Linked DNA regions of Homo sapiens: region 1 is linked to region 2. Evidence: read pairs that join two places in POLR2A ChIA-PET (ENCODE). Cell type or tissue: Panc1. All regions are shown on one strand. Links, peaks and the distances in the headings refer to the core of each region. The heading gives the core; the rest is flanking DNA.

The links. ChIA-PET counts read pairs that join two places held together with the same protein. Peaks named below come from ENCODE experiments on the same cell type or tissue, not always from the same donor. Only the 100,000 strongest peaks of a DNase experiment are listed, where the experiment ranks them.
Region 1: POLR2A ChIA-PET joins it to region 2 with 11 read pairs; 5 of 35 experiments call an interaction of 5 or more read pairs at or near these places.

Annotation. Positions count from the first base shown.
Region 1 is chr12:7,958,999-7,961,909 of GRCh38, forward strand. No RefSeq gene overlaps it. Among named protein-coding and RNA genes, the nearest start is that of SLC2A3, 24 kb to the left of the region's middle. RefSeq lists cis regulatory regions at 813-938, 1,711-2,045. In Panc1, for the core only: no CTCF peak of the experiment used is centred there; a DNase peak (open chromatin) is centred at 1,853; H3K4me3 peaks cover 875 bases.
Region 2 is chr12:7,823,938-7,826,848 of GRCh38, forward strand. All of the region lies in intron 7 of SLC2A14 (solute carrier family 2 member 14), which reads right to left. Among named protein-coding and RNA genes, the nearest start is that of NANOG, 36 kb to the left of the region's middle. RefSeq lists an enhancer at 2,388-2,911. In Panc1, for the core only: no CTCF peak of the experiment used is centred there; no DNase peak of the experiment used is centred there.

The sequences.
Region 1 (2,911 bases), core at 310-2,809, 140 kb after region 2:
CCACGCCTGGCTAATTTTTGTATTTTTAGTAGAGACAGGGTTTTATCATGTTGGCCAGGCTGGTCTCAAACTCCTGACCTCAACCTCAAGTGATCAATCCAACCACCTCGGCCTCCCAAAGTGTTGGGATTACAGGCTCGAGCCACTGTGCCTGACCTATGGATACTTTTCAATACAGTGTTTCATAATTAAAGGTCTACATTCTTTTAACAGGGCTTCTCCCTAACTTTGGTAACCCTCCAGTGCAGCAGAGCCTAACTCCCTGGAAAAGATTCACCGAGTTCTCTAGGAGGAAAAAGACTACTGAAGCCCCAGGATGCTGTTTATCAAATGGGGTTCTAAAATGGGCTAGGAGGTGTGGTGCTTTATGCCTATAATTACCTTGCTTTAGGAGGCTGAGATGGGAGGATGGCTTGAGGTCAGGAGTTTGAGACCAGCCTGGGGAACATAGCAAGACTTCATCTCTACAAAAAAACTTTAAAAATGAGCCAGGTGTGGTGGTGCCATGCCTGTAGTTCCAGCTACACCGGAGGCTGAGTAGGCAGGATCCCTGAACCCAGGAGTTTGAGGCTGCAGTGAGCCACTACCCTCCAGCCTGGGGAGCAGAGTCAAACCCTGTTCCCTCTTTATCTGCCACCCCCACCCCCCCAAAAAAAGAAAGAAAAAATAACATAGACTAGGCAAATACCCCCGAAAGTGAATGCAAATGTATTTTAGTGTACTCTTGAGGGGCGGTGAGGTGCAAACTCTCTTATCACAGTCTCAAAAAGGAGTACAAGACTCAGAATACAGCCAGATTGGCCTCCGGGCATTGAATGTGGTAGGAAGTGGGGAGGAAGCCACTGCAGAGGAGCCTTAGTGTGGAAACAGCAGGTGTGGTCTGCTTGCAACAGAGGTTCTCCTCCCACTTTTAGGGACGGCTCCTGGTGGAATCACAAAGAGCAAGCTCCTTTCAAGCCTGAGGCCCCAATTCCTTTCAGGCAAGGGGAAGTTAAGAGAAAGGGCAGGTAACATTAGTGCCTGATTAAGGTACTTAAGCAAAATAGCACTACAATCCTCAGAACATGCCATAGTCTGAAGAGACAAAAACTCTTCACCCTCACTTGTATAAGGGGTCACTGTAATATTTTAGCATTTGCCTTTAGCAACTTGAAGAGGAAGAGATGTGAAGTAGCAGCGGCAAAGCTCTCTTAAGTGAAAAAGACTCGTGTATTTTCCTTTTCCATACATTTGACACCACAGGCATTTAACACATTTTTAACATTCAGTGGCTGTTACATACTATACAGTTTTCTAGCTATTATACTTGTAGTAATTCTATGACCTGATGCATATTCTACTATACATACTTCATTTACAAGTGCCACACAATCTTTCTGTGTAGTGAAAAATCAGCTTCCCGGCCGGGCGCGGTGGCTCACGCCTGTAATCCCAGCACTTTGGGAGGCCAAGGCGGGCGGATCACAAGGTCAGGAGATCGAGACCATCCTGGCTAACATGGTGAAACCCCGTCTCTACTAAAAACACAAAAAAATTAGCCGGGCATGGTGACGGGCTCCTGTAGTCCCAGCTACTCGGGAGGCTGAGGCAGGAGAATAGCATGAACCCGGGAGGCGGAGCTTGTAGTGAGCCGAGATTGCGCCATTGCACTCCAGCCTGGGCGACAGAGCGAGACTCTGTCTCAAAGAAAAAAAAAAACAAAAAAAACCCGTCTTCCCTAATTTATGCATTTTTCTTACAAATAACACAAGCTGTTGACCTCTTATTTTTAGCCTCCCAGCTGAATAGGGCAGTTACAGAAATATTTGGATGAGGCGGGCCCAGAAACCAAAGAATTTCTTCCTGTCTGTATCTACCCTGTAGGTTAGCCCCGCCTGCTGGCGTCTTGCTTTTGTAAAAGGCTGCGTAAGCAAGTGCAGACGTGAGTTGCAGATCATCTTGAATCTCCGGAGCGACAAGCTCCATCACTCAAAGCGGATCAAATACTCTGGTCCCTTCTTTGTTCTTCTGTTTCTCTTCTCCTCCTATGGAATTTATCCTCCTGTTGATGCCACCGAGCGATACGACAACATCTTTATCTCCCTCAGCGTCCTGTTTTCCTTCATCCTCTTTGGTTCTTGGTCTGTTTGGCATGGATGTGCACAATCTCATGGGAGTGCAAAATCTCGAGTACTTCTTGCATGATTCAATGCAAATTTATTGCAGCAATACTCTACCTGTTTTTAAAATGTGTGCAACAAGTGTTGACTTCAGTGGCCTGACCCTATAATCCTGTAACTGTTTAAGTGTTCGGACATGGGAAGTTGCTTTGATTACAACCACAATATTCAAAAACTAGATTCCATGTAGATTTATTTATTTTCTTTATTTATTTTTTGGAGACAGGGTCTTTCTCTGTTGCAAAAAGGAGCTGGCTGGAGTGCAGTGTCACGATCTCAGCTCACTGCAGCCTCGACCTGCTGGGCCCAAGTGATCCTCCTGCCTCAGCCTCCTGAGTAGCGGAGACTATAAGCACATGCCACCATGTCCAGCTAATGTTTGTATCATTTGTAGTGACAAGGCTTCACCATGTTGCCCAGGGTGGTCTCGAACTCCTGGGCTCAACTGATCCACCCTGGCCTCCCAACGTGCTAGGATTACAGGCGTGAGCGAACCCCAGGTAAATTTTAAAATCCAGCTTAATTCCAATTACATGTAAGTGGCTGCTTTAAGCTAATGGAAAATAAGCAAGTTTATAATTTTTAAAAAATGAAATTCAAAATTAAGAGATAACCCATGAAATCTTATACCCTGACAAGTGGCCCTTTAAAGGCTGTGGACCTTACCTTGATATTCTCTGGCCTTCTTCCCCTAGATACTATTAATAAACAGCAGCAGACTAACGTAGTGACAACAAGAGTGAATAAGAAAG
Region 2 (2,911 bases), core at 114-2,613:
ATGTATACTTATATTTTCTAAAATAAGATTATAATTGGCCAGGCGCAGTTGCTCACGACTGTAATCCCAGCACATTGGGAGGCTGAGGTGAGTGGATCATCTGAGGTCAGGAGTTCAAGGCCAGGCTGACCAACAAGGTGAAACCCTGTCTCTATTAAAAATACAAAAATCAGCCGGGTGTGGTGGCAGGTGCCTGTAGTCCCAGCTACTCAGGAGGCTGAGACAGGAGAATTGCTTGAACCTGGGAGGCAGAGGTTGCAGTGAGCCGAGATCGAGCCACTGCACTCCAGCCTGGGCAACGGAGTAAGACTCTGTCTCAAAACAAAACAAAACAAAACCTCAACATATTATATGATGACGTCAAGCTTGTGGGGAAAGATATTAGGTTGGTACAAAAGTAATTACTTGAGCAGTTTAAACAAGCAATAAATAGTTATCACAATTATCTACCTTATCACAATGTCTACACATCAAAAACCTAATGTACATGTACACATCTCAATAAAACTTCTTGGGCCAGGTGAGGTGGCTCACACCTGTAATCCCAGCACTCTGGGAGGCATAGGCGGGCAGATCACTTGAGGTCAGGAGTTCGAGACCAGCCTGACTAACCTGGAAAAACCCTGTCTCTACTAAAAACACAAAATTAGCCAGGCGAAGTGGTGCACGCCTGTAATCCCAGCTACTCAGAAGGCTGAGGCAGGAGAATCACTTGAACCCAGGAGGTGGAAGTTGCAGTGAGCCGAGATTGTGCCACTACACTCCAGCCGGGGTGACAGAGACTCTGTCTCAAAAAAAAAAAAAAAAAAGAATACATTGTTTGCACAAAAGTAGGTTGGAAAAGTGATTTCCAAGCCTGCTATGCATCAGACTGATTGATTGATTGATTGATTTTTAGATGGTGCATCCACCACGCCCGGCTAATTTTTATATTTTTAGTAGAGACAGGCTTTTGCCATGTTGGTCAGGCTGGTCTCGAACTCCTGATCTCAGGTGATCTGCCAGCCTCAGCCTCCCACAGTGCTGGGATTAGAGGCATGAGCCACTGTCCCCGGCCCAGATTTATTTTTTTACAGGCAATTTCCAGCCCTCTTACACGGAGACTCTGGATTCAGCTGACTCAGGAATCCCATCCCCCATAATTCCGGTGCAGCTAACTTTGGGTGATGATTATATGTGGAGCAAAATCTGCTCATTGACTAAATTGGGAGCCACTTTAGTCCAACAATAATTAAGGTATAGGCTGGGCATGGTGGCTCATGCCTGTAATCCTAGCACTTTGGGAGGCCGAGGCGGGTGGATCACTTGAAGCCAGGAGTTCAAGACCAGACTGGTCAACATGGTGAAAGCCCGTCTCTACTAAAAATACAAAATTAGCTGTGTGTGGTGTCGGCCGCCTGTAATTCCAGCTACTTGGGAGGCTGAGGCAGGAGAATCACTTGAACCCAGGAGGTAGAGGTTGCTATGAGCTGATATTGCGCTACTGCACTCTAGCCTGGGCGACAGAGCAAGACTACCTCTCAAAAAAAAAAAAAGAAAGAGCAAGCCAGGCGCGGTGGCTCATGCCTGTAATCCCAGCACTTTGGGAGGCCGAGGCGGGCAGATCACAAAGTCAGGAGATTGAGACTATCTTGGCTAACACACAGAAACCCAATCTCTACTAAAAATGCAAAAAATTAGCTGGGCATGGTGGCACGTGCCTGTAGTCCCAGCTACTTGGGAGGCTGAGGCAGAAGAATCGCTTGAACCCGGAGGCAGAGGTTGCAGTGAGCCAAGATTGCATCACTGCACTCTAGCCTGGGTGACAAAGTGAGACTCCTCTGTCTCACAAAAAAAAAAAAAAAGAAAGAAAAGAAAAGAAAGAAAGAAAGTATGCACATACCACTCTGAAGTGGGAGGAGTCTGTTCCTCAGAATGCTCATGGATCATCTGTAATTTCCCACAGGTGATTTTTTTCTGACCCTGTTTTGCAGGGCCCAGACTGTGGTGAGGCAGCTAGGGAGTTGCCTCAGGTGCATTCTTTTATTCTTTCTTTTTTTTTTTAAACAGGCACAGAACTAACGCAAGGTACATTCTTTAAAGAGGTGCTCATTCTCAGGGCTACACTTGCACGTAGCTGCCTCACCTGCCTAGTCCCAGCTCTGCTGCTCTGGAAAGTCTCGGGAGCACATTTTTCTCCAGTAATACGTGTGGCCTACATTATCATTTCCAAATGAGGAAATTTGAGACTGGGATTCATCAAAATCACCTAGGAGGCTTTTTCTAACTACTGTGTATTTCCTCCCAAGTTTTTTTTTTTTTTAAGACAGGGTCATGCTATATTGCCCAGGCTTGACTCCTTGGCTTAAGTGATATTCCCACCTCAACCTCTGAGTAGTAACTGGGACTACAGGCATGAGCAGCCACCACACCTGGCTCCTTGTACATTCTGATAAAACAGCTTCTAACCCCTCACAAGAAGCACTGCCACTTCAAATACAAATATCTGGTGTGTTAGGTAGGAGAAAAGGCCAAGAACCAACTTAGTATTAAAATGCTCAAAATACTAAGTTTTGCAAAATGCTTTGTTACAAAATGATTTAATCCCATTGATCAAAGACTAATGGAAAACCCTCAGGGGATGAAGTACAAGGGTGCTCTTCATATCCGTATTTTATCCACAATTGACTAGAAGGCACAGGAGTACTCTCTTCCCACAATCCACACTCAATAGCAGGAAGCTGATATTTGCATGGAATACAAGGGTTACCTGTCAAATGCTAGCTTCTGTTTTGCCGCCCTCTTTAAACTATCATGCTCCCTATTCTACTTGTAAAAACATAGAGACTGGTAAAGTCAGCTCAGTCTGAAGTTGCCAGTGTACTTCCAGGCTCGCTCTTTTTTCTTTCTTTCTTTCTTTCCTTCCTTCCTT